Linked DNA regions of Homo sapiens: region 1 is linked to region 2. Evidence: read pairs that join two places in POLR2A ChIA-PET (ENCODE). Cell type or tissue: OCI-LY7. All regions are shown on one strand. Each heading gives the region's core, and the rest is flanking DNA. Links, peaks and the distances in the headings are about the cores only. Region 1 overlaps CD84 (CD84 molecule). Region 2 has its middle 50 kb from the start of SLAMF6.

Region 1 (15,998 bases), core at 7,546-11,545, 94 kb before region 2:
CTGTCAGGGAATTGTCCAAGGAACATAAACAGGAGAAAAGGTGGTGGGAGTTTGAGCTTAGGTGTTGGTTGTCTGGGTTCTGGAAAAGGAAACTAGGAGTGAGATATTCATTTCATCAAGGATCCATGAAAGGGGAATGGGAGCTTGTTTTTATAAAAGTGAAGCCAGGAGTACTTTTTACATACTGTCCACCTTTACTGAATTATCTGTTTGCCTCTTAAGGATTATTCTGCAAACCTTTTCTGAGCACAAAAATATACCATGAATTCCTCCTGCTGCTGTTCCTGGTAGAGGTAGTCCCTTACATTCAGTATTGGGCTTAGGAGTCTACACTTTACACATTTCCCTGGAATTCAGAGCAGTTGAAGAGGCTGAGAAGCAGTGGAGAGATGCAGGGAGAAATCCCCATTTCCCCTCAGAAATCACCGACATAAGGAAAGTCTGAGTGTGCAAACTTATGACTGTTCCATGTTGGAAAAGTTTTCTCTGAGTCAAAATTCACAGTCTTATGCTCTGATGCCAACTTTCTGATCATGACTTTGGAAACACCATGACTCTGACTGTCTCTCCACATACCCTGGGAGACACTCCCACTCTGAGGGTAGGAGATGAAGGAGTCCACCAGTTTTAATCCTTGCCCACCCCCTCTACATATACTGTCTCATACTCTTAATTCTTCCTTTTCTCTGCCCCATTCGTATTTCTATTTCTTCAACTCCCTGTCTTATCTCCCATCAATAATAGTAATAAGTAACCATTTATGGAGCAATCACTGCATATTCAGCATTACTCTAAGTAGTCTACAGTTATTATTTTGTTTAATCCTTACAATACACTATGAGATAGATACGGTTTATGTGCACATATACAGATGAAAGCATTGATACACAGAGAGTCAAAGGCCACTTAACCAAAAAGTGAAAGAAGTAGAATTTAAGCTTCAGAGTCCTTAGACTTCACCTCTGAGTCATGCTGCCTCCACCCACATTGATGCTGAAGTGGAGTAAATTACTCTCCCTACTATTAATGTTTGGGAATATGTCAGTAAAGAGTGATGATTTATTTATTTCTGTCAAGACAGGATTATTCGGATAGAATCTGTGCCTTTCTCTATACCCACCCACAGAGGAGGAAGGAGCTGTTGGCAGGTCCTTGCCAATAACGGAAGTTTAGGCAGGGCAGTGAGGCAGAATACCCAAGCAAACAACCATCTCCAGACATATTTCAAATACCGTTCACTTTAATATTATTCAAATGTGATTTGAATTAGTTTCTTTAAACAAATAAAAGTCCAATATCAGCATGATGTTGATGTCTTGTTGGATGTTAAACATGGTCATGGGCATTTCAGCAGTTGAGACCTAAAATTCTAAGAAATGAGTGGGCTCACTATGGGTAACTGGACCCCAACCATCATCCTGGGGCTCAGAGACAGGAAGCATACCTGTGGAAGTATGCTGACAAAACAACCTGCCACTGATCTGAAGTCCTTGCATTGAGGGGTCTTCAAGATAAGGACAAGGCCTCTGTATTAGAATGAGATTTAAGCAGATGACTACCACAGACATTCAGAAAAGGGCTCAAAAGCAGAAATCCAGTTATAGAAATGGAAATATATTACATATGGGTAAAACTGCTTATCAAAAACCCAGCTTCCAAACAGAGGGTGGAAAGCTGTTCCCCCTGTGATAACTCAGGCCTTCAGTGGAAGGCAGCGGAGGCCTACCTTGTCAGCTCCAAGTGCTTGAAGCAGTCCTGGAGATCAATATGGAGGCCAACAAGGCAGCCAGAGCACCTTCGCAACAGGAGCCTGATGGTCGGTGCCAAGCCATTCAGGCTACTGGAGTATTCCTAAATCAAACCTTTCTTGTCTTGGACCTTAGGAAAGGGATGGACCTGTAAGTTTGGAGATCACTGGGCTCATCTATGTGAAACTTGGAAAGAGGTATGAGCAATCAGCTGGGGGCTGATATAGGTGGAACTGACTAGGTACTCTTGTTTCCTTTGTTATACTCAGTGTTCAAGTACACGCTAATAGAGGGCAGCAATGTTAAAACGGATGGCTATGATCTCATGTCTGTTTTGAGATTTTGTGTGTGTGTGTGTGTGTGTGTGTGTGTGTTTTGAAGGAACTGATTCAAGTAAACCTAAATCCCAATAAAGGTGATATAAAGTAAAACTCCCAGGGGAAAACAATGTACTATTGCATGGGGGTAGTAGGTTCCTTTTTCTTAAAACCTCATGATCAAGGACTTTCCGTCGCTTTGGAGAATGACACAAAATTTCTGCCTGCCCAGCCCTGTGCTTCCTCTTCCCCTCTATGTCCCTTCACTCAGTGTGAGCAGTTATAATGGACTCTCTTTTGGGCACCACATGCTAAAGCTACCTCTGGTCACTCTCCCAGACCTACAATACTCAGCGATGTTCCACCCCCACTTTTTGACTCTAGGAGGCAGTGGGTGGAGAAGAGGAGAGGAAGTTTAGCTAGTGCCACAAAAAAAGAACAAGAAATGTTTGTCTGGAGGATCCTAAGAAAGTAAGGGGGTGGAGGTGTCTGTTAAGCAACTGTGCAGTCTTCCCCATTTCCACTCTTATTAATAGCTACTTGCTGACTTTAACATCTCCCCAATACCCCAACTCTAATTTTTCCCTTCGTAGTTGTCTGAGGTGTTATTTTAGTCTCTTTGAAGATGTTTATTTGTTTTACATAGCAAACATATATAGTGCCTAGTATATGCCAGGCACTATTCTAAGAGGTCTACAAATATCAATTCATTTAACCCTCATAATATTTTTATGAGGTCAAATATTGTGCTACTATTACCTTCACCAATGTGCTAATATTACCTTCATTTTAAAGCTGAGGAAACTGAGGCACAGAGAGGTTACTGACTTTCCCTGGGGTTCATGGCCAGTCCCTGACAGAGCCAGGATTCTAGCCCAGGCAGGCTAGGCCTCAGTGACTAACCCATGGTGACATACAGGTGATTCCACAAGGCAAGGCTCTCCTTAGGACCACTAGACTCTCCTCCATTAGTACACACACTTGAGAGCACCCTCATGTCATTTAATCCTAATAATTCCTCAAAGTGGCAGGACAGCTCTGTTTTATTTCTTTTACCAACTAGAACCCTCTGACTTAGCAAGTAAGTGACATTCATGGTCATTTAGCTAGTCAACAACAGACCCTAGACTCAAACATGTTTCCTAATCCCTGATTCAGGACACTTTTACTAACTATGCTGTGGGTCCCCATTTTGTGGATCTAAAAAATTTTCTTCACAAACAGTATAGAATATAGAAAGAAATTGCAGTTAGCCATCTGATTCTTGTTAATAATCAGTTTAAATACTTGACCTTTCACATCAAGACCCAGAGATCAGTAAAGAGTCCTCTCTTGCCTTCACTCTTTCTCTTGCTGAGATTTTCTGCCTTGTTTTTCTATTGTTGGAAAAGATTAATTGAGTCAGTTGCAAAAAAAAAAAAAGCTTTGTTTTTTTTTGTTTGTTTTTGTTTTTTGTTTTGAGACAGAGTCTTGCCCTGTCACCCAGGCTGGAGGGCAGTAGCACAATCGTGGTTCATGGCAGCCTTGACTTCCCAGGCTCAAGTGATCCTCCTGTCTCAGCCTCCCAAGTAGCTGAGACTACAGGCATGCATTACCATGCCTGACTAATTTTTTTTTATTTTCTTTTTCATAGAGATGGGATCTCATTGTGTTTCCCAGGCTGGTGTTCATTTTTTCAACAAACATTTAATAATCATCCACTAGTTCTTGGAGGAACAGTAGTGATTGAAACAGACAAAGACTCACATTCTTGATAATTGCATTATAGTAGCAGTGTATTGAGGGGATGGGTTGGGAGACAATCAATAAATAAGCACAGGCAATGCTTTAGTGGTGATAACTGCAGTGAAGAGAAGGATAGTAAGGCAAGGCAAGAGAGAAGGATGGGGTGGGGATTGCTGTTTTAGGCACAGTGACCAGGAAAGCTCTTTCTAATGAGATGATGTTGGGAGAAAACCCTGAACAAAGTGGGGGACTGCTGAAAAGAGTGTGGTAGGAAAAGAGGAGAACAACAGGTGCAAAAGCTCTAAGGCAAAGTGCCCTTGGCCTGTTTACAGAACAGAGGGAGCTGATGTGGTTGGAGTAGGGAAGTAGGGGAAGATCAGGCAGAGCCTAGTAGTGATGGTTAAGATTATGAAAGGAGAATAGAGAGCTCCCCAGACTCCAAGGGTACACTGTGTTCATTTTTAATAGAATCTAAGGAGAATTATGGGGTTTTAGGTCTATATAACCTCTCCATTGTCATCCATATTTGACTTTGGATTCCACCCAAAACATCAGTAAGTTTTGCTTGCCCAGCCTTGAAGAATTTTCCTCTCATGAGTTAAAAGCCTCATACCTCAACAATCTTTATACAATCTATATATATGGGTTTCTGATTCTTTTCTATTTGTTTTTTGTTTTTTCAAATATTCTTCTTTTTCTCACGATCCCTATTGTCTTCTTCTAGTCAGTGGCTTTGAGCTGCCTAACCATGAAATGTACATTTGTAAAATCCATCCATATCCCTAGGATCATCCAGGGAAACAGGGTTATCATCTTAGACACAGAAAGGTGTATTGCATTGGGAAGGGTGCCCCAGCCCAATCCAGGAGGGGAAGGCAACCTCCAGTGAGCAACCAGTCCTCAGTGATCTCTTTCAACACTGGTCATCCTGCTCCCTGAGTCCTGGGCTCCCTCTTTGCCATAGCTACCTAAGAGTCACAGTGAACAGGTTTTTCCATCTAAGCCTGCACCCCAGGGTTTCAGCCTTTTCTTGCCTTTGCTTCTCCTCTAGAGGTATGGCCTTTCTCCTACCTTTCCCATTTGTGTTCTGGCATAAGAAGGTCACGAAATCACACTCTTTGGAAAAGGTTGTAAATGTGGGTTACCACTTCTTCACTGGGCTCTCAAGGGTAGTTAGCAAACACTTGATCCCCTTCATCAATCTCTTGTTGACTCCCTATGGTGTTCCTTATAGTAACATTCCCCCCCCCAATTTTTACATTCACCAAAATAATAGCAACTACCATTTATATGTGCCAGGCATTGTGCTAAGTGCTTTATCTTCGCAATTGCATTTAATAATTATCCACACTTTACAGATGAGGCACCTGAGGAACAGTGAATTTCAATAATTTTCTCAAGATAACACAGCTACGTTCAAATATTCCTAGATTCAAAATCTGCACCTTTAGTCTGTATACCTCCTAGCTGGTCCCACTCTTGCCTCCTCACTGTTGCCAGTTAGTCTCCCCTCCTACATTACTGAAGAGATGAAGGCCACCAAGAATGACTATCTTCCATTTTATCCTATCTATTCCAAAATGTCCACTGTGTATTAAGCACCTTCTATGTGTCCTCAAAACAATTCTATAAGGCAGGCATTATTATAGCCCATCTTGTAGTCAAGTAAGATCAGGGCCTCAGCAAATGTCAGGGATTGAACATGAGCACAAGCCCACCTGGCTCAAATCTATGCTCACTCTACTTCACCAAGCAGCCTCTTCCTATCACCGTCTTTAATAACATCTCAAAATACCTTTGCTCTTTCACTTATCCTTTCCTTTCCCCTTTCCACTTCAGGTGAGGGTGTGACCCTCCTTAAATCTACAGCTTCCACTGCCTGCCCTTTCCTTTCCATCTTTTGTTCCATGACAAGCATTAGTAGCCTGTGTATCTTGTGCTGTTCTGCATACCAGAGGTTTAAGGCAAGGCCCCTGGACTCAGTCATTCACAGTGTCCAGAACACAGACACGCAGATTGATGACCACCACACAATGTGGCAAGTGCTATGAGAGGGAAACCTGGAGTTCCAGAGAGGCCATGAGCAGGAGCATCTAACCTAGAGCAGGCCCACTGGGGACATCTCTCTCTGCTTACCCTCCCTAGCTCCTCCCCCCCAGCCCCCAGTCTCTTCTATTTTAAAACAAAAATAAATTAGTTTCACCTGACCTTCTAGCTACTGTCCTATCTCATCACCCTTCTTTCACTGTCAAGTTTTTCCTCCATGCTTTACCACCTACTCTGTCAGTCCCCTAGACTCTGGCCTTCCATCGAGTTGTCTTACTTGTACTACATTCTCAAAGGCCATCAATAACCTCGTAACGGGCAAACCCAGGGCCATTTTCAGTCTTTATCCCGTTGAACGCTGAATCATTAGACATCAGTGGCAATCTCCTCCTTGAGACTCTTTCTCCTCTCTGTGATATGGCCCACTATTGGTGCCTCTCTTGCACTCTTACTGCTTGGTCTCTTCTGTTTCTTTTGATGGTGTCTCTTCTATAAATGTGAGCACTCTCGCAGGGCTCAGTCGTGGACTTCAGGCTTACTCTTCCTGAATGACCCTCCTCTCCTTCACCCACGCCATTTCTGTGGATGATCTCTAAACCCGCTGGATTTCAGTGTTACAGTAAGTACCAGAGACACTAAAATAAGAATGGCTTAAACAAGAAAGAGGTTTATTTCTTGCTCATGTAAAAAAGTGCGGAGTTGGCAGTTCACAGTCAGTAGAATAGTTCACAAGGTCATTGGGGTTCCAACTTCTATCTTCCTGCTCCACCATCCTCAGAACTTGGCTTCCTCCTCATGACTCAGAATGTCTGTCTAAGATCCAGCTGTCATGACCTTCTGGCCTGCAAAAGCAAGGAAGAGATGAAAACAGCAAATTTCCCTCTTTTTATGTATTTATTTATTTATTGGTTTTCTTCTGAGACAGGGTCTCACTCTGTCACCCAGGCTGGAGTGCAGTGGTGTGGTCTTGGCTTACTGCAACCTTGACCCCCTTGGGCTCAGGTGATCCTCTCATCTCAGCCTCCTGGGCAGCTGGGACTACAGGTGTGCACCATCATGCCCAGGTATATTTTGTACTTTTTTGTAGAGACAGGGTTTTGCCATGTTACCCAGGCTGGTCTCGCACTCCTGGACTCAAGCGATCCACCTGCCTTGGCCTCCCAAAGTGTTGGGATTACAGATGTGAGCCACCATGCCAGGTTCCCACTCTTCTTAAAGACACAGAAGTCATATACAACACTTCCATTTTTATTCTGTTGGGCTGAACTTAGTCATATGACCAACGTTAGCTAGAAGAAAGCAGGACAATATAGTCTTTACTCTGGGTGGCTCTATGCCCTGCTAAAAATTAGTGATTCTATTAATAAGAATGAAGGAGGGAACAAATATTGGAAAACAGCTAGCAGATTCTGCCACAGTGCCCCAAATAATACTTCAAGTCCATTCTCTCTCCTTATCTTCCATCATTCCAAGAGCTTACTTACATGGTCCACCATCATCTGAAGTTTAATATTTCTAACACTAAACTTTCTTCCCCCTTTGACTTCTTTCCATCATAAACTTTATGAGTTTTTCAATGACATAAAGTAGAAACTCAAAATATATTGATGAACAATTGAATTCTAGCAGATGCCTCTTTATTTCTTGCCTTTCTTTGTGTTATCATCAAATCCAGCCCTTCCTTTCCATTCCCATTATCGTCCCCTGGTTCATGCCCAGAAGACTACAGTATCCCTAAATGGCCTCTCTGATGCAGCCTCTCCTTCCTGTTTTCCTCCCCACACATCATTACTACATTACAATGACTAAAACATTATTTTAATCTTCACTCGCAAAAACCTTAATAGTTCCCCTCTGCCTCTGATGGAGACCTCAAACTCAAGGCTGTCTCAAATCTAAACCTAATTTGTATCTCCAGCTGTACCTCTCCCCACTCTGATATGCAAATCTATATTCATCCAATTAACATCACAGGTTCTGCTTCTAAACTTTTGTTCAGGATCCGAGGACTTGAGACACCCCTCCTTTCCCTTTCCATCAAGTAGAATTCTATTCAGCCTTCAAAATCCTCCTCAAATTCTACTTTCTTTGAGATGTTTTTTCTAACCACTACAGCTCAGCAATCCCTCCCTTCTTAGAATTCCTACCGTAATCACTGTTTCTACCATTCACTTGAATTTATTATTCACTATCTCATATTGCAAAGGAGAATTGTGTGTGTGCGTGCGTGCGTGCGTGCGTGTGTGTGTGTGTGTGTGTGTGTATCTTATTTCCCTAACCGGGTATCAAATTCCCCCCGAAAGGCAGAGAATCTGTCTTTGCCATAGACTAGCATAGTGCATTTCATGGTAAGTCCTCAAGATGTTTTTGTGCCACAAGTTATCTCTGAAATTAGATTTTACTAAGGTCACTTCCAGTGATAACATAATGTTAGAGTCCCTTTAGCACCCAGAAAAATAAATATTGGGATTGATTGATATGGACACTCTTTCTTTTAAATCTTAAAATCTTTTAAGAGCAGAATAAAGTCTATCCAGGGTACCTGAAACTGTCCCTCCAGGCTTTACTTGAATTAGCCCTTAAAAATGGCTTTTGATATATGCTCCAGTATGGCCCCGGCATCACCAACGCCATCATAAGGGTGGCCTAGGGCAGGCCCAAAGGGCATGTACCAATTGTTGAAGTGATGATAAAGAACATACGATGAATGTTAATATATCAGTATCAACTCCAGAAATAACTAACATTTATTTTACCTTGATGATCAGCAAAGCATTTCTACTCATATTACATCATTTGCTGCTCACCAAACAGGACAAATAGCATAATTATTATTTTCATTCTATGGATGAAGAAACTGAGGTTCAGAAAGGTTTTGTGACCTGTAATCCCAGCATTTTGGGAGGCTGAGGCGGGCAGAGCATTTGAGGTCAGGAGTTCAAGATCAGCCTGGCCAACATGGTGAAACCCCGTCTCTACTAAAAATACAAAAACTAGCTAGCCGTGATGGCATGCACCTGTAATCCCAGCTACTTGGGTGGCTGAGGCAGGAGAACTGCCTGAACCCGGGAGGTGGAGGTTGCAGTGAGCCAAGATCACTCCACTGCACTCCAGCGTGGGTGACAGTGAGAGAGTGAGACTTTGTCTAAAAATAAATAAATAAATAAGAAAGGTTTTGTGACCTCGTTAAGGTTGTCCAGTTCATAAGTAGAAGTACTTGCACCTACACCTTCTGCCTCCCTATCTTTCCACTGCATGCAATGGTTTTGCAGCTGCTTCTCTCAGAGCACAGTTGGAGTGTTTGAAGGTGGCAGAATCTTCATCTTAAACATGTGCAACCCCTTTGCCTTTTCCAGCAAGCAAAGTATTCTTGCCAACAACACCAGCAGCACAAATAACAGCTTCCCCCAGCTTTGCCTACCCACCACCCCCACTGCCTGATTGCTCTTTGATACCCCACCAACACTTCCTGAATGACTTGCTACAGGAGATGAGACATACTTTTAAAACTGCACCACACACCAACCACTGTGGCTGCTCAACGGCCCTAATATTAAGAAGGTCTCAGCCTTAACAATCTACCTACATACTTCCTGGGGTTTAGTGAGAGAACCCAGCAAAATTACGAGTCTGTGGAATCTATGTTCTGTCTCTCTCCTCACACCTAATCTCAATCCACAGAGTGGTGTGGCAATTAAGCACTAGGGCCTGACTTCAAAAAAGACTTGAGACGTGGGAGATCTGAGACCAGGACTGGCTAGATAATTTGCGAGGCCCAGTGCAAAACGAAAATGGAGGGCCCCTTGTTTAAATAGTATGTAGAATTTAAAGGTGGCAACGCAGCCTTAAGTCCAGTTCAGGGTCCTTTTGAATTCAGGGTTCTGTGCAACTGCATAGATCACATGCCCATGCCTGGACCATCCAGGGATTCACGCTGGGACACTCCAAATACCCCTCTCCTAGAACCCGTCAGCCCAGAAAAACAGTTTATCTGGGAAGAATTAATGTTCTTAAATTTTGGCAAACTATGACTCTTACCACCAAAGGCAGCATTAGCCTCTTTCTGACCCGCTACCCCAATGGCTTATTTCTATTGCTTTTACCATTTAGCACTCATCGTGTTGTATTGTCTTTCACTTGTGACCACATCTGTCTTATTTTCTAGGCTGTGAGCTCCTCAGGGCTGCAACGATGTCCTGTTTATCCCTGTGTCCCTAACACAGCATCTGACACATAATTAGCAGTTAATAAATGTTTGCAGATAAGGGTTCCCAATTTCCCCCTTCCTACTCCCACTCCACATACTCCCCACCCTGTTGTATCTTCTGTACTTAGCCAACCCCCAACTAAATCCTCAGGCCTTGTCCCGGATACTGCTCCTACGGGAAAATCTCTGTTGGTCAGAAAGGAAAGAGCTTTACATCAGCTGTTCCTGGGGCTCTTTCAGTGGTTGCTGAGCTGAAGAGCAAGGGTAGCCATAGTGAGACAACACCATCAGGTTAAGAAATCGCTTTTTTTGTGCCACTTTCAAGGGACGTGTATACTTTATGATCCTTATTCTTCCGTATACCAAGCCTTGGATAAACTTTAGGGTCAACCTGAACCCACTTATGTGGAAAACTGATGTCTGGTCATCAGAGCCTACATGCAACCAGTACACACCAGAACCGCTCAACTAGTTTGTTTATGGCTAACACCCTTTCTGATTGGTCAAGGCCCACGTCATATTGGTTATTAAATACTTTGGATATCATCTATGCTTGCCCCAAACAGTGTTTCTCACTAAAGAGCCCTCATTGAGAATTATAGGATAATGAAGAAGAGGAGGAGAAAGAGCAGAAAAATAATGTCTTGAAGTTACATTGTCTCTCATTTTACAAACTATATATTAAATCAGTTTATCTTCAAAAGTGATAGAGGAGAGAAAAGGGAGGAGAAAATAAGCTTTTCATCTTCCCATGTTACATTTTAAAAGTATTCATCCTTAAGTTTTCACTAGGAAATGTTCCCTCGATTCCCAGAACAGATCAAGTCCCCTTGCTGGTCTCTCTCAAATCACCATAATGCTTACATATTTTGTGCCTATCCATTTGTTTCTATGGTTATCTGATCAACATTGGTATCTTCCTCTGATTGTAAGTCTCAAAGAGCAAGAATTATATCTGTTTCTTCTCGCCGTTGTATCCTCAGCTCCTCGTATCTTGTTTAAAAGAGTAGATGTCCAACAAACACTTACATTATAAATTAAATTAACAAATACCCACCATAGTATCTGGAGCAAAACTGATCCTGAATAAATACATGCAACCATTCACAAATGTATGAATGAATAAACGAAACTTGCTTACTTCAGAAGTTGTTCCAAGAGAGTCTAGGAAACTCATGAGTAAATTCTATCAATTAATTCCACAAATATTTATTAAGCCCCTTCTCTGTGTTAGGCACTCTTCTAGAGACTAGGAATATGGAAGTAAACAGAAAAATATCCCTAAAAATCACCAACTTAGGGAATATTTTCTCCAGAGACTCCAAAGCACTCTCTGCTTCTATCTTCCAAGAAAAGAGACAAAAGTGTTACTTGCTTTTTACAGAGATCACAGGAAAATAAAAAGCAATGACCCAAGAGTCCATCAGCCAAGATATTCCAGGTTCTTGTTCTAGCTCTTCCACCACTTGGCAATATGATCTTGGGAAAGAAGTGCACCTAATATCTTAGACTACGTGGAGGCTTATGGCCTTCACCTCTCAAATGCCTTCTAGCTTTCAGAGTCTGTAAGTCTAGGTAAAAATATTTTTAACAAAATGGATCTCTAGTGAGAAACTTAGTTTTTGAATGAGAATGCGTTAGAAAATTTAGTTGTCATAACATATTAAATACACCTAGAGTAGAATGCCAAAAAAAAAAAAAGGCATCCTCAAGAAACTGGGTGAACTGCATTTGTGGCAGCTCCTCAGGGAGCTCCAAGGCCAAAAAGATTAGGAAGTGAAAAAGCTGCAACAGTCAGATGGCTACAGTTTTCTTTTTATGTTCTCAGGGCCGGAAGCAGCTGGAAAAGACTCAGAAATCTTCACAGTGAATGGGATTCTGGGAGAGTCAGTCACTTTCCCTGTAAATATCCAAGAACCACGGCAAGTTAAAATCATTGCTTGGACTTCTAAAACATCTGTTGCTTATGTAACACCAGGAGACTCAGAAACAGCACCCGTAGTTACTGTGACCCACAGAAATTATTATGAACGGATACATGCCTTAGGTCCGAACTACAATCTGGTCATTAGCGATCTGAGGATGGAAGACGCAGGAGACTACAAAGCAGACATAAATACACAGGCTGATCCCTACACCACCACCAAGCGCTACAACCTGCAAATCTATCGTAAGTCATGGGAAGACGGAGAGCTTGTGTTTTATTTTTACTTTGCAAGTTTGCTATCTGAAACACATCTACATTTCTGATAATTGGGTCCCCTAAATCTTTTTATATCTATAAATACTTACATATTGATACATCAATACTTATAAGAGGATGTAGTCTTATTTCAGTCCTGACTTTGCCTGTTTTTAGCTATGTAATTCTTCCATCAGTAGTTGGTCCCCTGGGCCTTGGTTTTCTTTTTTACATAATGTCAATGATCATACTACTCACTTCCCAGGGTTATCATGAGGATCAAATGAGATAGTGTATGCAAAGTGCTTTAAAAAAACTTTTCATTTTGAGATCATGATAGATGCAAAGAAGGTACAAATAAATATACAGGGAGGTTCTATGTACCCTTCACCCTGTGTTAACACCTTGCATAACTATAGCACAATATCAAAAACAGGAAATTGACATTAGCACAATCTATAGAGCTTATTTAGGTTTCACCACGTATGCATGCATTCATTTATGTGTGAGTATGTGTGTAGCTCTGTACAATTTAATCACATGGGTAGTTTTGTGTAACCACTACCATAATCAAGATTAACCATCACAAGATTCCCTCATACTCTCCCTTTATAGCCACATCTCCATCTTTCCCTTCCCCAGTCCCTGAAAAACAACCAGTTTGTTCACATCTACAACTATGTCATTTCACACATGTTATGTAGATGGAATAATGAAGGACGTATCTTTTTGAGGTTGGGTATTTTTCACTTAGCGTAATGTCACTGAGATTCATCCAAACTCTTGTGTGTACTAATAGTTTATACCTTTTTATTGCTAGATAGTATTCCACGGTATGGATGCACTAGGTTGTTTAACCATTCACCTCTTGAGGAACATTTTAGTTCTTTCCAGTTTGGGGCTATTACAAATAAAGCTGCTGTGAATATATGTGTACACATTTCTGCATGAAATAAGTTTTTATTTCTCTGGGATAAATGCTCAAGAATGTAATTTTATGATAAGGGCATTTACAGCTTTAAAAGAAACTGATAAACTATTTTCAACTTTCCATTCTCACCAGGAATGTATGAGTGATCCAGTTTCTCTACATCCTCACTAGCATTTGGTGTTATTATTTTTCATTTTGGCCATTCTGATGGGTGTGCAGTGATAACTCAATTTAGTTTTAATTTGAATTTCTAGTAGTTAATGCAAAGTGCTTTTGAAAGGTAAAATATTATAACTATTTGTTATCATCATTATAATTGCCACAATTCACTGGGAGATGTGCGTGCTTTGTTTTGCAAGCTACCCCAAGTGTGGTCTGTAGACTGGCAGTATCAGCATCAACTGGGAGCTTTTTGGAAATGCGAATGTTCAGGTCCTCCCCCTGACCTTTGTGAATGAATGAAGTCCAGGAATCTGTGTTTAATGTTATCTCTGGATTATTCCCACCTGTGCCAAAGTTTGAGAAAGTACGGACCTAGTGCTGCCCTATTCACTATGGTAGCCTCTAGACACATGCAGCTCTTGAGCATCTGAAATGTGGTGAGTCCAAATTGAGATGTGCTGTAAGTGTAAAATTCATACCAGATCTTGAAATCTTAGCACCAAAAAAATATATAAAATATCTCAATAATTTTCTTTTTTTTCTTCAATGTTTATTTTAAGTTCAGGGGTACATGTGCAGGATGTCAAAGTTTGTTACATAGGTAAATGTGTGCCATGGTGGTTTGCTGCACAGATCATTCCATCATCTAGGTATTAAGACCAACATCCATTAGCTAACCTTCCTGATCCTCTCTCTCCCCCAACCCCTCTCCAACAGGTCCCAGTGTGTGTTGTTCCCCTCCATGTGTTCTCATCATTCATCTCCCACTTATAAGTGAGAACATGTGGTGTTCGGTTTTCTGTTCCTGCATTAGTTTGCTGAGGGTAATGGCTTCCAACTCCATCCATGTCCCTGAAAAGGACATGATCTTGTTCCTTTTTATGGCTGCATAGTATTCCATGGCATATATGTACCACATTTTCTTTATCCAATCTATCATTGATGGGCATTTGGGTTGATTCCATATCTTAGCTATTGTGAATAGTGCTGCAATGAACATACATGTGCAAGTATCTTTATAATAGAATGATTTATATTCTTTGGGGTATACACCCAATAATGGGTTTGCTGGAACAAATGGTATTTCTGCCTCTAGGTTTCTGAGGAATGGCCACACTGTCTTCCACAATGGTTGGAATTAACTAATTTACACTCCCACCAACATTGTAAAAGCATTTCTTTTTCCCTGCAATCTTGCCAGCATCTGTTGTTTCTTGACTTTATTAATAATTGCCATTCTGACGGGCAGGAGATGGTATCTCATTGTGGTTTTGATTTGCATTTTTCTAATGATCAGTGATGTTTAGCTTTTTTTCACATGTTTGTTGGCTGCATGAATGTCTTCTTTTGAGAAGTGTCTGTTCATGGTTTTTGCCCAGTTTTTAATGGGGCTGTGTGTGGTTTTTTTTCTGTTTGTTTTTTCCTTAAACGTTTGTTTAAGTTCCTTGTGGACTCTGGATATTAGACCTTTGTCAGATGGATAGACTGGAAAAATTTTCTCCCATTCTGTAGGTTGTTTGTTCACTCTGATGATAGTTTCTTTTGCTGTGCAGAAGCTCTTTAGTTTAATCAGATCCCATTTGTCAATTTTTGCTTTTGTTGCAATTGCTTTTGACATTTTCATCATGAAATCTGTGCCCGTGCCTATGTCCTGAATGGTATTGCCCAGATTTTCTTATAGGGTTTTTATACTTTGGGGCTTTACATTTAAGTCTTTAATTCACCTTGAATTAATTTTTGTTTAAGGTATAAGGGAGTGGTCCAGTTTCAATTTTCTGCATGTGGCTAGCCAGTTCTCCCTGCACCATTTTTAAATAGGGAATCCTTTTCCCATTGTTTTTGTCAGGTTTGTCGAAAATCTGATAATTGCTGGTGTGTGGTCTTATTTTTGAGTTCTTTATTCTGTTCCATTGGTCTATGTGTCTGTTTTTGTACCAGTGCCGTGCTGTTTTGGTTACCTTGGCCTTGTAGTATAGTTTGAAGTTGGGTAGTGTGATGCCTCCAGTTTTGTTCTTTTTGCTTAGGACTGTCTTGGCTATTCAGGCTCTTTTTCATCCATATGAATTTTAAAGTAGTTTTTTCTAATTCTATGAAGAATGTCAATAGTAGTCTAATGTGAATAGCTTAGAATCTATAAATTACTTTGGGCAGTATGGCCATTTTCATGATATTGATTCTTCCTATCCATGAGCATGGAATGTTTTTCCACTTATTTGTGTCCTCTCTGATTTCTTTGAGCAGTGGTTTGTAGTTCCCCTTGAAGAGGTCCTTCACTTTCCTTGTTAGCTGTATTCCTAGGCATATTAATCTTTTTGTAGCAATTGTGAATGTCCTTCACTTTCCTTGTTAGCTGTATTCCTAGGCATATTAATCTTTTTGTAGCAATTGTGAATGGGAGTTCATTAATTATTTGGCTCTCTGCTTGCCTGCTGTTGGTGTATAGGAACATTAGTGATTTTTGCCCATTGATTTTGTATCCTTGAGGATTGCTGAAGTTGTTTAACAGCTTAAGAAAATATTGGCCTGAGATTATGGGGTTTTCTAGATATAGGATCATGTCATCTGCAAACGGAGACAGTTTGACTTCCTCTCTCCCTATTCGAATACCCTTTATTTCTTTCTCTTGCCTGATTGCTCTTGCCAGAACTTTCAATACTATGTTGAATAGGAGTGATGAAAG
Region 2 (15,998 bases), core at 5,389-9,388:
CCCTCTCAGGATCCAACAACAATCCAAAACACAAGGTGAATTCATGGCAACTTAAAACACAAGGTGAATTCATGGCAATTTAAGACACAGGAGGAAATAGAGGGGCAGCCAAGATGGCCGAATAGGAACAGCTCCAGTCTACAGCTCACAGCGTGAGCAATGCAGAAGACAGGTGATTTCTGCATTTCCAACTGAGGTACCGGGTTCATCTCACTGGGTAGTGCTGGACAGTGGGTGCAGGACAGTGGGTGCAGCGCACCGTGCATGAGCCAAAGCAGGGCGAGGCATGGCCTCACCCAGGAAGTACAAGGGGTCAGGGAATTCCCTTTCCTAGTCAAAGAAAGGGGTGACAGACGGCACCTGGAAAATCGGGTCACTCCCACCCTAATACTGCACTTTTCCAACGGGCTTAACAAACCGCACACCAGGAGATTATATCCCACACATGGTTTGGACGGTCCTACGCCCACAGAGCCTCACTCATTGCTATCACAGCAGTCTGAGATCAAACTGCAAGGTGGCAGTAAGGCTGGGGGAGGTGTGCCCACCATTGCCGAGGCTTGAGTAAGTAAACAAAGCAGCCAGGAAGCTCGAACTGGGTGGAGCCCACCACAGCTCAAAAAGGCCTGCCTGCCTCTGTAGGCTCCACCTCTGGGGGCATGGCACAGACAAACAAAAGGCAGCAGTAACCTCTGCAGACTTAAATGTCCCTGTCTGACAGCTTTGAAGAGAATAGTGGTTCTCCCAGCATGCAGCGTGTGATCTGAAAACAGGCAGACTGCCTCCTCAAGTGGGTCCCTGACCCCTGAGTAGCCTAACTGGGAGGCACTCCCCCAGTAGGGGCAGACTGACACCTCACACGGCTGGGTACTCCTCTAACACAAAACTTTCAGAGGAACAATCAAGCAGCAGCAATTGCGGTTCACCAATATCTGCTGTTCTGCAGCCACCACTGCTGATACCCAGGAAAACAGGGTCTGGAGTGGACCTCCAGCAAACTCCAACAGACCTGCAGCTGAGGGTCCTGACTGTTAGAAGGAAAACTAACAAACAGAAAGGACATCCACACCAAAAACCCATCTGTACATCACCATCATCAAAGACCAAAGGTAGATAAAACCACAAAGATGGGGAAAAAACAGAGCAGAAAAACTGGAAACTCTAAAAATCAGAGTGCCTCTCCTCATCCAAAGGAACACAGCTCCTCACCAGCAATGGAACAAAGCTGGATGGAGAATGACTTTGATGAGTGGAGAGAAGAAGGCTTCAGAAAATCAAACTCCTCCAAGCTAAAGGAGGAAGTTCGAACCAATGGCAAAGAAGTTAAAAACCTTGAAAAAAATTAGTCGAATGGCTAACTAGAATAACCAATGCAGAGAAGTCCTTAAAGGACCTGATGGAGCTGAAAACCATGGCACGAGAACTATGTAACGAATGCACAAGCCTCAGTAGCCGATGCGATCAACTGGAAGAAAGGGTGTCAGCGATGGAAGATGAAATGAATAAAATGAAGCAAGAAGAGAAGTTTAGAGAAAAAAGAATAGAAAGAAATGAACAAAGCCTCCAAGAAATATGGGACTATGTGAAAAGACCAAATCTACGTCTCATTGGTGTACCTGAAAGTGATGGGGAGAATGGAACCAAGTTGGAAAAGGCTCTGCAGGATATTATCCAGGAGAACTTCCCCAACCTAGTAAGGGAGGCTAACATTCAAATTCAGGAAATACAGAGAATGCCACAAAGATACTCCTCAAGAAAAGCAACTCCAAGACACGTAATTGTCAGATTCACCAAAGTTGAAATGAAGGAAAAAATGTTAAGGGCAGCCAAAGAGAAAGGTCGGGTTACCCACAAAGGGAAGCCCATCAGACTAACAGCTGATCTCTCGGCAGAAACTCTACAAGCCAGAGAGAGTGGAGACCAATATTCAACATTCTTAAAGAAAAGAATTACAACCCAGAATTTCATATCCAGCCAAACTAAGCTTCATAAGTGAAGGAGAAATAAAATACTTTACAGACAAGCAAATGCTGAGAAATTTTGTCACCAACAGGCCTGCCCTAAAAGAGCTCCTGAAGGAAGCACTAAACATGGAAAGGAACAACCGGTACCAGCCACTGCAAAAACATGCCAAATTGTAAAGACCCTCGATGCTAGGAAGAAACTGCATCAACTAACGAGCAAAATAACCAGCTAGCATCATAATGACAGGATCAAATTCACACATAACAATACTAACCCTAAATGTAAATGGGCTAAATGCTCCAATTAAAAGACACAGACTGGCAAATTGGATAAAGAGTCAAGAGCCATCAGTGTGCTGTATTCAGGAAACGCATCTCACGTGCACAGACACACATAGTCTCAAAAAAAGGGATGGAGGAAGATCTACCAAGCAAATAGAAAACAAAAAAAGGCAGGGGTTGCAATCGTAGTCTCAGATAAAACAGACTTTAAACCAACAAAGATCAAAAGAGACAAAGAAGGACATTACAAAATGGTAAAGGGATCAATTCAACAAGAAGAGCTAACTATCCTAAATATATATGCACCCAATACAGGAGCACCCAGATTCATAAAGGAAGTCCTGAGTGACCTATAAAGAGACTTAGACTCCCACACAATAATAATGGGAGACTTTAACACCCCACTGTCAACATTAGACAGATCAACGAGACAGAAAGTTAACAAGGATACCCAGGAATTGAACTCAGCTCTGCACCAAGCAGACCTAATAGACATCTACAGAACTCTCCACTGCAAATCAACACAATATACATTTTTTTCAGCACCACACCACACCTATTCCAAAATCGGCCACATAGTTGGAAGTAAAGCTCTCCTCAGCAAATGTAAAAGAATAGAAATTATAACAAACTGTCTCTCAGACAACAGTGCAATCAAACTAGAACTCAGGATTAAGAAACTCACTCAAAACCACTCAATTACATGGAAACTGAACAACCTCCTCCTGAATGACTACTGAGTACATAACGAAATGAAGGCAGAAATAAAGATGTTCTTTGAAACCAACGAGAACAAAAACACAACATACCAGAATCTCTGCAACACATTCAACGCAGTGTGTAGAGGGAAATTTATAGCACTAAATGCCCACAAGAGAAAGCAGGAAAGATCCAAAATTGACACCCTAACATCACAATTAAAAGAACTAGAAAAGCAAGAGCAAACACATTCAAAAGCTAGCAGAAGGCAAGAAATAACTAAAGTCAGAGCAGAACTGAAGGAAATAGAGACACAAAAAACCCTTCAAAAAATTAATGAATCCAGGAGCTGGTTTTTTGAAAGGATCAACAAAATTGATATACCTCTAGCAAGACTAATAAAGAAGAAAAGAGAGAAGAATCAAATAGATGCAACAAAAAATGATAAAGGGGATATCACCACTGATCCCACAGAAATACAAACTACCATCAGAGATACTACAAACACCTCTACGCAAATAAACTAGAAAATCTAGAAGAAATGGATAAATTCCTCGACACATACACTCTCCCAAGACTAAACCAGGAAGAAGTTGAATCTCTGAATAGAACAATAACAGGATCTGAAATTGTGGCAATAATCAATAGCTTACCAATGAAAAAGAGTCCAGGACCAGATGGATTCACAGCCAAATTCTACCAGAGGTACAAGGAGGAACTGGTACCATTCCTTCTGAAACTATTCCAATCAATACAAAAAGAGGAAATCCTCCCTAACTCATTTTATGAGGCCAGCGTCATCCTGATACCAAAGCCAGGCAGAGACACAACCAAAAAAGAGAATTTTAGACCAATATCCTTGATGAACATTGATGCAAAAATCCTCAATAAAATACTGGCAAACTGAATCCAGTAGCACATCAAAAAGCTTATCCACCATGATCAAGTGGGCTTCATCCCTGGGATGCAAGGCAGGTTCAATATACGCAAATCAATAAATGTAATCCAGCATATAAACAGAACCAAAGACAAAAATCACATGATTATCTCAATAGATGCAGAAAAGGCCTTTGACAAAATTCAACAACGCTTAGTGCTAAAAACTCTCAATAAATTAGGTATTGATGAGACGTATCTCAAAATAATAAGAGCTATCTATGACAAACCCACAGCCAGTATCATACTGAATGGGAAAAAAACTGGAAGCATTCCCTTTGAAAACTGGCACAAGACAGGGATGCCCTCTCTCACCACTCCTATTCAACATAGTGTTGGAAGTTCTGGCCAGGGCAATTAGGCAGGAGAAGGAAATAAAGGGTATTCAATTAGGAAAAGAGGAAGTCAAATTGTTCGTTTGCAGATGACATGATTCTATATCTAGAAAACCCCATTGTCTCAGCCCAAAATCTCCTTAAGCTGATAAGCAACTTCGGCAAAGTCTCAGGATACAAAATCAATGTACAGAAATCACAAGCATTCTTATACACCAATAACAGACAAACAGAGAGCCAAATCATGAGTGAACTCCCATTCACAATTGCTTCAAAGAGAATAAAATACTTAGGAATACAACTTACAAGGGACATGAAGGACCTCTTCAAGGAGAACTACAAACCACTGCTCAATGAAATAAAAGAGGATAGAAAGAAATGGAAGAACATTCCATGCTCATGGGTAGGAAGAATCAATATCGTGAAAATGGCCATACTGCCCAAGGTAATTTATAGATTCAATGCCATCCCCATCAAGCTACCAATGACTTTCTTCACAGAATTGGAAAAAACTACTTTAAAGTTCATATGGAACCAAAAAAGAGCCCGCATCACCAAGTCAATCCTAAGCCAAAAGAACAAAGCTGGAGGCATCACGCTACCTGACTTCAAACTATACTACAAGGCTACAGTAACCAAAACAGCATGGTACTGGTAGCAAAACAGAGATATAAATCAATGGAACAGAACAGAGCCCTCAGAAATAACGCCGCATATCTACAACTATCTGATCTTTGACAAACCTGAGAAAAACAAGCAATGGGGAAAGGATTCCCTATTTAATAAATGGTGCTGGGAAAACTGGCTAGCCATATGTAGAAAGCTGAAACTGGATCACTTCCTTACACCTTATACAAAAATTAATTCAAGATGGATTAAAGACTTAAATGTTAGACCTAAAACCATAAAAACCCTAGAAGAAAACCTAGGCATTACCATTCACAACATAGGCATGGGCAAGGACTTCATGTATAAAACACCAAAAGCAATGGCAACAAAAGCCAAAATTGACAAATGGGATCTAATTAAACTAAAGAGCTTCTGCACAGCAAAAGAAACTACCATCAGAGTGAACAGGCAACCCACAAAATGGGAGAAAATTTTCGCAACCTACTCACCTGACAAAGGGCTAATATCCAGAATCTACAATGAACTCAAACAAATTTACAAGAAAAAAACAAACAACCCCATCAAAAAGTGGGTGAAGGACATGAACAGACACTTCTCAAAAGAAGACATTTATGCAGCCAAAAAACACATGAAAAAATGCTCATCATCACTGGCCATCAGAGAAATGAAAATCAAAACCACAATGAGATACCATCTCACACCAGTTAGAATGGCAATCATTAAAAAGTCAGGAAACAACAGGTGCTGGAGAGGATGTGGAGAAATAGGAACACTTTTACACTGTTGGTGGGGCTGTAAACTAGTTCAGCCATTGTGGAAGTCAGTGCGGCAATTCCTCAGGGATCTAGAACTAGAAATACCATTTGACCCAGCCATCCCATTACTGGGTATATACCCAAAGGACTATAATTCATGCTGCTATAAAGACACATGCACATGTATGTTTATTGCGGCACTATTCACAATAGCAAAGACTTGGAACCAACTGAAATGTCCAACAATGATGGACTGGATTAAGAAAATGTGGCACATATACACCATGGAATACTATCCAGCCATAAAAAATGATGAGTTCATGTCCTTTGTAGGGACATGGATGAAATTGGAAATCATCATTCTCAGTAAACTGTCACAAGAACAAAAAACCAAACACCGCATATTCTCACTCAAAGGTGGGAATTGAACAATGAGAACACATGGACACAGGAAGGGGAACATCACACTCTGGGGACTGTTGTGGGGTGGGGGGAGGGGGGAGGGATAGCATTGGGAGATATACCTAATGCTAAATAACGAGTTAATGGGTGCAGCACACCAGCATGGCACATGTATACATATGTAACAAACCTGCACGTTGTGCACATGTACCCTAGAGCTTAAAGTATACTAATAATTAAAAAAAAAAAGAAATAGAACATCTATTAAACTATATTTCCTAGACTTATAAAGCTAGGACAATGCCTCTGTTTTTGTTCCTCAGCTTTTTGTTGGGCAGAAATAGCTTTGAAGGAGGCAGAGCTGGATTTAATCAGTGTTAGCATTTCAGAAATAGAATTCATCTTTCAGAAATATAATCCACAGGCATTGGTGACTTGACTGCATATAGGAGATGAGGAAGAGGGACTATGATGAGTTAAAAGTGTCTTAGTGGTAGACTGAAATTCAAAAATGAAGAAGGAAGTTTGGAGAGGAAGATAACTAATTCAGTCTTGAATGAATTTAAGCTGCCTGAAAATCATCCAAGGGCAACTTGGTAGGCAGTCAGAAACACAGGACTGAAGCAATGGAGCATAGTTGGGGATGGAGACACAGATTTGGAAGCCACATGCATTTGGGTGGAAGTTGAAGCCATGAGATTAGTGAGATCACCCAGGAAGTGTGTGAACTGTGAAAAGAGAGGACATGTAGGGAGCTCCAGGCAATTACCACTGAGAAGCAGAATCCAAGAGATGACAAAAAAGAGGGGGTGAGGTGGGGGCAGGAACTGATAGAGAGGTAGGAAAACCAACAGATCCCAGGGTCATAACATCTCAAAAAAAAAAAAATTTTTTTCATGAAAGTGGAAGTGATGACAAATTCTGTATAAAACTTCAGATCCATTTTTGGTAACTAGAAGGTCATGCATGACCATAAGATGAGCAATTTTAACCTTGAATCTCATGTTACAAGATTGTACCACCACTACTCTTCCTGTTGCAGTCATCTGTTATCCTCAGGGCACCACTTCCTATTCCTTGAAGAGTTTAGCTTCTGGTTGGCTCTTACATTCTTCGACACCACTCCATAATTCTTTCCATGCAGATGATCTTTCCATTAGCCCAGCTTTTCTGATCCTTGACCTCCTCTCCTCCAATGATGCTGTAGCCTCTACTTTTTTTAATCCTTTAGCCTTTCAGCCTTTCACTTCCATAGTCATACCCTAGTACCAAAAGCTATAACCCTTCTATAATCTTAATTTCAAGCACCCCATTGTCTCTAATCACTACCTTATATCTTTTTTTTCATTTCCTCTTGTGCCCCAACTCCAACAATCCTTTAACTTCCATCCTCTGGCCTACAATCCATTGATCCAAGCACTTTTCACTATCCTTCACACCCCTTGTGCCATCACTTTCCTCCTTATTCAGCTTAAATAAAAGTCATTCTCACCACTTTCTTTCATACAAAGCAGTTGATTCCGTTGTCCCTCAACTTTATGTTGTAACTGCCAGGCCTAATAATAATAATAATAATAATAATAATAATAATAATAATAATAAGTTAATACTACTTAAATCCAACTGTTTGGCTCAATCATGCCTGAATTTGCATAACTAAAGGTAGTCAGAGAAAAGCATACAACCATGTTGACTAGTCTTACTGAAAGTTATGATCCATAATCTCAATGATGACAGATAATTATACTTTATTTCCTTAGTTCATTCTCTCACTCCCCAAGACAACTAGGAGATGAGGGCAGAGAGGTAATGAGAGCATGAACCTTCCAATACTTCTACCCCCATCCTAGCTCCCAGTTTCCTTATTGATAAAATAGAAGCCATCTGAAGAATATTTCTATGCACTTCCACCATAACATTTACCACCTGCCTACCTCTATACCCTACCCTGTCTTCTCTTCTGTTACTGTGGATGAATTAACTGTGCTTCTAGTAAAGGACAATTCCTCTACTAGAACCCATCTCTTCTCACCTACTTAAGGACATCACTCCAGCAATTCTACCCTTTCCCCGCTTTAACAAAATTTCCTCTTTACTGGATCTTTCCCATCAAGTTACAAACATGTTTTTATTTCTCTCATCTAATTAACAAAATTCTCTTGAGCCCACTTCTCTCTCTAGCTACTGCCCCATTTTTCTCCATCCTTTACGAAAAATTCCTATTTCTTTCCTCCCACTCTTTTGACCCACTGAAACACTCAATCCTCAAATTAACTGATCTATCAGCAACATTTGCCATAGTCAATTCCTTCCTTTTAGAAACATGTCTTCACTTATCTTTCCAGACATCACACTCTTCTAATTTTCATCCCACATAGTGGCCATTCCTTAATTTCCTTTGCTGGTTCATTCTCATCACCCCTGCCTTTTAACACCAGATTGCTCAAGGACTCGGTTCTTAAAGCATTTCTCTTTCCCTTTTATGTTCATTCCAGTGATAAACTCATCTAGCCTCATGAGTTTAAATACCATCTACAGGACGATGAATTTCAAATTTATACCTCTAGTCCCACTTAACTACTAAACTCCATTCTTTATCTAGCTGCCTCAAGACTTTCACATTTGATTGTCTAATCAATAGCTCATATTTAATTGGTCCAAACCTGACCTCCTAATCTTCCCCCAAATCTGTTTTTCCCACAGTATTTCTCAGCTCAGTAAATTGCAACTCCATCATTCCAGTTACTCAGGCCAAAAATCTTTGAGTTCTCCTTTTTCTCAGAACCCAACATCCAATCTGTCATCATATGCTGTTGGCTCTCCAATAACATGTATTCATGACCAGCTGCTTGACTGCCGCTACTCTGGTCCAGATCACCACCATTATCTCTCATCTAAATTATTGCAATAGACTCCTACTCTGGTTGCTCTAATTCCTATTTTGCTCTTTTCTATCTATATTCAACACAAAGTTATCCTTTTAAAACTTCAGTCAGAGTATATCACTTCTTTGCTCAAACCCTGCAGTGGCTTTTCATTGCACTCCCGGTAGAAGTTAGGATCATCAACATGGCATATAAGACCTTATGTGATTTGACCTTCACTCTCCCACTGCTTCTCTGACTTCATTTTCTACTAATTTTTCCTGCACTCTCTCAGCTCCAGCCACACTGGCTTCCTTGCTTTTCTTTGAACATGATGAAGACACTCCTACCTCAGGGCCTTTGCACTTGCTATTTCCATTCCCTGAAATGTTGTTCTTCCAAATATTCACGTGATTCATTCTTTTACCTCTTTAAGGTCTTAACAAAAGAATATGGTTGGAACTAGATATACAGACTTCGGAACAATTTTTATTTGGGTGGCAGCTGAAGCCATGGTATTGGTAAGATCTTGTAAGGAGTATGTGTTTAATGAAAAGAAAAGATGATCACATACAGAGCCCTGGGTAACATTACTGATGATGAGAATCCCAACAGAAGGAAAAAAAATTGATAGAGAGGGGAACAAAAAATTCCTAGTGTCACAAAATTTAAGGAAGAAGACAGTTACAAGAAATAGAAAATGTGTAACTAAATTCTACATAAAACTTAAGTAACATGAGTTTTGTGAGTAGGAAATCATCAGGGACCTCCCATTCACATGGTAGAGTTGAAGCCAGTAGACAATGAGTTGAGAAATGACTAGAAGAAATGGAAGTAGAGACTGAAAATGGAAATTATTATTTTGAGAGTTTGGTTCAGTACAGAAAGAGAAAAATTAACTGTTAGCCAGGAGGTGAATATAAGCACATTAGAAGGAAGATTTTTGTTCTTTTGGGATTCTTTTTTACCTTCAGGGTTAAAAAAAACAGTTTGAATATATTTACAGACTGACAGATAGGAGGTACAAGAGGGAGAAGCAAAAGATTCAGGAGAGAAAAGGAATAATTGATGTAGAAAAGTTCTGTAAGGCGGCTTCAATAAGTATTCAACAAATATTTATGGTGTGCCTACTACCACATGATGACAACAGTTGATATACAATAATGACTGAAATAAACATCAGGTAATTTGTAGCACAATGATTGTGGGTGAGGTTAAGACCACAACTGTAGCTTCTAGTTTAAAAACTGAAAGGAAACAAAGAAAAGAGGAAAAGTTGGTTACAGGAAACTGAGAAACTTTGTATGTCATAGCCTCAATTTTCTTAGCAAAGCAAGGGACTGCAATCCTTTGAGAGTAAAAAGGATATGAGAAGAGGGCTTAATAAAGGTAGTGTGTGTTAAAGATTTGTAATAACAATTAAAGGTAGTAGGAGAGGCAGCTAATGAAAACAAAATAAAAAGAACTAACAAACAGTTCTGGGTGCCTTAATGCCGTTAATTTGTAAAAGTTCCATTATTTACAATTTTGTAGGTTCTATCCAATAACACAGAATTCAAACACAGAATGATGTGTAAAGCTAGAAGGTAGCTGGTTGTTTGTAGGGCAGGTGAAAATGTAAGATATAGTTCTGGAATCCAGAGAAAATCCAAGTTTTCAATTTGGGTTTGTCCATTTCCAACTCTTCTTTCCTTTGCCTACTTCTAATACAGAGACAATAAAGGCTAAACACTTAATTTCCTAGCTCCCCTGCAGTTGGGTAAGCCATGGGACACAGTTCTGGCCAATGAGACATAAACAGAAGTCTGCAAATACGGCCTCTCCACGTCCTCTTTCCTTCTGCCTAGAGCACAGTTGTGGCACCTAGAGAAGTGGCAGCCACTTGGCAATAAGTAGGACAAAATCCACAAGTAAGGATGGCAGAGCAGAAATACAGGAAGAACCTGGATTCCTGATGGTACTGCTGAGCTACTGCATTAGCTCTGGACTGCCCTACCTTAGACTTTACCATGTGGAGCAAATAAACTCTTATTTATGTAAGACATGGTTTTTGTGTTTTCTGGTGATTTGCAACCAAATGCATTTATAACTGAAATAGAGGTCCAGGCTAAGAGTGTTAGTCACGGTGCTTTTGGTTGTTAAAAAACAAAAATGTTACAAAATAGTATAAGAAAAAAAGCTAAGTAAGGATTTATTGGTTTATATAGCTGGAATGTCTAAGGAATAGAACTGGCCTCAAGTCCAACAGGATCCATGGTTCAAATAACATCATAAGAATGTTGTCCCTCTTCATCTCTCAGCTCTGCTTGCCTTTGCTTGACTTCATTCTCTTTAAAATATATCCAAGCACAACAGGACAACCTCCAGCAGTTCTAGTCTTACGTATTCCTTAGAAAACATAACGCCATAGGCAGACTCCAACCCTTTCTTTCACAGTGTGCCTGTCAATCCCCAATAGGGATTGCTTGGTCAACCGGGGTCAGGAGCCCACAGCTGTGGTGAGAAAGGTTAGGTCATATGAGTAACAGCTTCACCAACACCAAACAGAGTGGGAGAAAAGCAGCTCCCAAAAGACATAGGTATTTAACATACAGAAAAGCAATAGGTCGACCATAGTAGAAGAATTAAGCAAGGCCAGAAAGGAGACAAATAAACTGGGAATAAATGAGTGGGTCATTGATAAGCCTTATCATTTGTGTGGAGAAATGACACAAGAGATAGAAGGATATGAAGCTGTAGTCAAAGGTAGGATATAGAATCTAATATTTCAGAAGAGTGGAGCAGTTTTAGATAATAACTGGCAAGGTCTAGTTTATGGATGTATAGAAAAGGATGGTTTTAAAAAGATCAGCCAAAAAGATAAAGGTACTACATCAAAATTATCAATGCTAGATTTATATCTTTAAGGTCTTAAGCTAGTCAAACAATTATGGTACCCATGTTAGTTACCTATCGCTATGTAACAAGTGACCCCAAAATTAAACAGCTTGAAAAAAGAGACATTTATTAGCTTTCACAGTTGCCAAGCTTCAGAAATTCAGGAACGGCTTAGCTGGGTGGTTCTGGTTCAGGATTTCTCATGAGGTTTCAGTCAAGATGCTGGCCAGGACTGAGCCATCTGAAGGCTGAAGGATCTACTTCCAAGTTTACTCACATGACTGTTAGAGGGCATCAGGGCCTCATTGGCTATTTGTCATCCTTGAACCCTGTTGATTCCAATGGGGATAGCACCATGTCCAAGAGGCCAAAGAAGAAACCCAGAGCCAGCAAACCAGACATAGAGTGTATTGAGGACTTACACACAGAATGGCCCAGGAGCGACGGCCTGGACAGAAAAAATTGCTACTGTTCATAAAATGCATGCAGTTTATACAGGAATTTTCACTTGGCATCCTTCATCTAGCAACCTCCACCGAGTTCAAGACAAAGAACCTCAGCTCAGTTCCTTGCACAACCTGCATTCCAAGGAAGGGGCCAAGGGCTCAGATGTCCTTTGTATAGGTTGGTGCAAAAATAATTGTGGGTTTTGCCATTTAAAAGTAATGGTAAAAACTGCAATAACATTTGCACCAACCTAATAAAGGGTAAACTTCTGGGTTGGCCACTACTGGATTCCTTAGCTGGGAACTTTGAATCAACATTCTTCTTACACCATAAGGTCATCCTCAGGGTATGCTTAAATTATTGCTGTCAGATGCATCTGCCATACACTATTGACCAGAGACATCATTTTCTGGTGATGTATAAGCTCCCTGAGTGTTCCCATGACATGGTAGCTAGCTTCCCACACAGTGAATGGTCATAAAGAGAGTAATCAAGCCCCTGATGCTTTTAAACTAAACGTTGAAAGTGACATGCCATCCTTTCTGCTGTCTTCTATTGGTCATATAGAGCAACTGTAGTACCATGTAGAAGGGGATTACACAAAGCTGTGAATACCAGCAAAAAGGGAGGCCATCTTGGAAGCTAGCTACTCAGTAATTCAACCATATAGAATTCAAAATAAAGACAATGCTAAAGTTAACCCAGGGCCTTGAATCTCAATAGGAACAAGAAATGAGGCCTTGAGACCTTTCGAGGTGGTGACATGAAACAGAAAACCCCAGATAAAGTTGGGACAATATAATAGCTGCACTATCCGATAGATTAGGGGAAAAAGTCATCCATCTGAATTGGGAGTTGACAAAGAAGCTTGTCTGTCTGCCTGAGCTCTGAGTGGAAGAAACAAAAGTCTCCTCTAAGAACCTGAGAATTCAAAACCATGGCTCTCCATCTTCTATTGAGTTTAGGGTTTAAATTTATGCTCCTCACATAGCCTTGGAATCCTCAAATCAAGAATTAACACCAAACTTCATCTTAATTTGTGATATCCCTCTAGAGCTTACTCAGACGGGATAGATCCAAAACCTAGACCGCTAGGGATTCTCACAGGAGAAGAAAAAACAAAAACCTGCAAAACATGAGCACACGTTAAAAAGTCCAAAGCACACATTAAAAAGTCCGAAGCACACAAGAAAATAATTCGTTATGAGGAAAAGCAAATTTAAAAAGGAAAACTAAAGCTCTCAAGCACTTAAAATAGTAGGTTGACAATATAATTTTTATATTTAAAATTACTAAAAACATAAAGAAAACAAAAAGCAAGATTTTAGAAAATCGAATTTTTGTAGATTAAGCATATAATCACTAAAATTAGAAACTCACTAAATATTTTGCCCTAATGGAAATTCTGTCACATACTACAAAATGGATGAACCTTGAGAACATCATACTGAGTGAAATAAGCCAGTCACAAAAGGACAAATACTGTATGATTCCACTTAAATCAAATATCTAGAGTAGTTAAAATCACAGAAACAGAAAGTAGAATGGTAGTTGCTAGGAACTGGGAAAGGGAGAAATGGAAAGTTGTTTGATAGGTTTAGAGTTTCAGTTTTTGCAAGATGAAAAAGTTGTAGTGATCTGTTACACAATAATATGAATATAGTTAACACTACTGAACTGTACACTTCATGGCCAAGAGGGTAACTTTATATTATGTGTTTTTTAACAAAATTAAAATTTTTTTTAATTTTAGAAAAACCTCAATAAGCACTGCCACCAAGATAGAGTTGATATATTTTTTCTATTCTTCTCACTAAGTAAAACCACAAAAACCTCTAGACATTATATATCACTATATATAGTATGTATAATTATATGTAATTTATATATACACAAAAGAAGAAAGGTGGGCAGAAGAAGACAGACAGGCTAGGGACCTGAGGACCCAAGGAATGACTAGATGGTAAGTTTCCTGAGTTTTCTTCTTGCTTCATATACCCCAAACTTGGAGCTGAAGAAGCCAGCAACCCAAAAATGCCAGTGGGAATAGATAACTTACATCTTACAATCACCAACATATAGGTGATATTTAAAGGCACAATAAATGAGATTATTTACATGTGAGCATAGACTGAAAGGGGAAGAGCTAAAGCAGACTGCTGCCCCCAAATAGGATATGAAAAAGGAGTCTGACCAGGAGTGGTGAGTAAGATGGGGGAAGCCACTGTGTGCCAAGATTGCGTATACATCGCCTCATGTCAGAAGTCCTGGCCAGAGCATTTAAGAAGAAAATAAAGGGCATCCAAACTGGAAAGAAGTCAAATTGTTCCTCTTTGCAGATGACATGATTTTATTTACAATAGCTACAAAAAAAAAAAAAAAAAACAACCTAGGAATAAATTTAACCAAGGAGGTAAAAAACCTCTACAAGGAAAACTGCAAAACACTGATGACTGCCAAGGGCCGTGGCTCACACCTATAGTTACAGCACTTTGGGGGTCAGGGATGGGAGGATCAATTGAACTCAGGTGTTTGAGACCAGCCTGGGCAACATGGCAAAACCCCATCTCTACCAAAAAAATAGAAAAATTAGCTGAGGGTAGTGGTGCATGCTTGTAGTCCCAGCTACTCAGGAAGTTGAGGTGGGAGGATCAATTGAGCCTGGGATGTCGAGGCTGCAGTGAGCTGAAATTGCATACTGCACTCCAACCTGGGCAACAGAGCAAGACCCTGTCTTAGGAAAAAAAATAAAAAAACACTGATGAAAAAAAATTGAAGAGGATACAAACAAATGGAAAGACATCCCATGCTCATTAATCAGAAGAATTAATGTTGTTAAAATGACTATACAACCCAAAGCAATCTACAGATTCAATGTAATTCCTAACAAAATACCAATGACATTCTTCACAGAAATTAAAAAAAGAAATCTTAAAATTCATATGGAAGTACAAAAATCCTGAATAGCCAAAGCAATCCTGAAGAAGGGGGAAAAATGCAAAGCTGTAGTCATCACACTACCAGACTTCAAAATATACCACAAAGCTATAGAAACCAAAATAGCATGGTGCTGTCATTTAAAAAAAAAAAAAAAAAAAAAAAAAGACACATGGGCTAATGGAACAGGATAAAGAACCCAGAAATTAATCTGCATATCTATAGCTAACTGATTTTTGACAAAGCCTCCAAGAATACTCACTGGGGAAACTACAGTCTCTTCAATAAATGGTGTTAGAAAGACTGAATATACTTATGCAAAAGAATGAAATTAGACCCCCACCTCTCACCCTGTACAAAAATTAACTCAAAATGAATCAAAGACCTAAATGCAAGACCTGAAACCATAAAACTACTAGAAAAAAAAACATAGAGGAAATACTTCTGGACATCAGTTTGAGAAAAAATTGTATGAATAAGACCTCCAAACCACAGGCAACAAAAGCAAAAATTTTGAAATGGGATTATATCAAACTGAAAAGCTTCTTCACAGCAAAGGAAACAATCAACAGAGTGAAAAGACAATATATAGGATGGGAGAAAATATTTGTAAAGTATTCATCTGACAGGGGATTAATATCCAGAATATACAAGGTACTCAAACATCTCAACAGCAAAAATCTCAAAAACCCACAATTTGATTAAAATGGGCAAATGATTCAAGCAGTCCTTTTCCAAAGAAGACATACAAATGACCAACACATATGTGTGTTTTGTTTTTGTTTTTGTTTTTGTTTTGTTTTGAGACAGAGTCTCACCCTATCACCAGGCTGGAGTGCAATGGCGCGATCTCAGCTAACTGCAACCTTC

The links. ChIA-PET counts read pairs that join two places held together with the same protein. Peaks named below come from ENCODE experiments on the same cell type or tissue, not always from the same donor. Only the 100,000 strongest peaks of a DNase experiment are listed, where the experiment ranks them.
Region 1: POLR2A ChIA-PET joins it to region 2 with 6 read pairs; 3 of 35 experiments call an interaction of 5 or more read pairs at or near these places.

What each region holds. Positions count from the first base shown.
Region 1 is chr1:160,561,619-160,577,616 of GRCh38, reverse strand. It overlaps CD84 (CD84 molecule), which reads left to right. Exons shown (of 7, transcript NM_003874.4): 2 at 11,872-12,213. It overlaps CD84-AS1 (CD84 antisense RNA 1), which reads right to left. Exons shown (of 2, transcript NR_188634.1): 2 at 6,484-6,678. Among named protein-coding and RNA genes, the nearest start is that of CD84, 9.9 kb to the left of the region's middle. RefSeq lists an enhancer at 1,702-1,751. In OCI-LY7, for the core only: no CTCF peak of the experiment used is centred there; a DNase peak (open chromatin) is centred at 9,216; H3K4me3 peaks cover 1,205 bases; H3K27ac peaks cover 1,722 bases.
Region 2 is chr1:160,465,553-160,481,550 of GRCh38, reverse strand. No RefSeq gene overlaps it. Among named protein-coding and RNA genes, the nearest start is that of SLAMF6, 50 kb to the left of the region's middle. RefSeq lists enhancers at 7,117-7,306, 14,415-14,464. In OCI-LY7, for the core only: no CTCF peak of the experiment used is centred there; a DNase peak (open chromatin) is centred at 7,000; H3K4me3 peaks cover 339 bases; H3K27ac peaks cover 1,264 bases.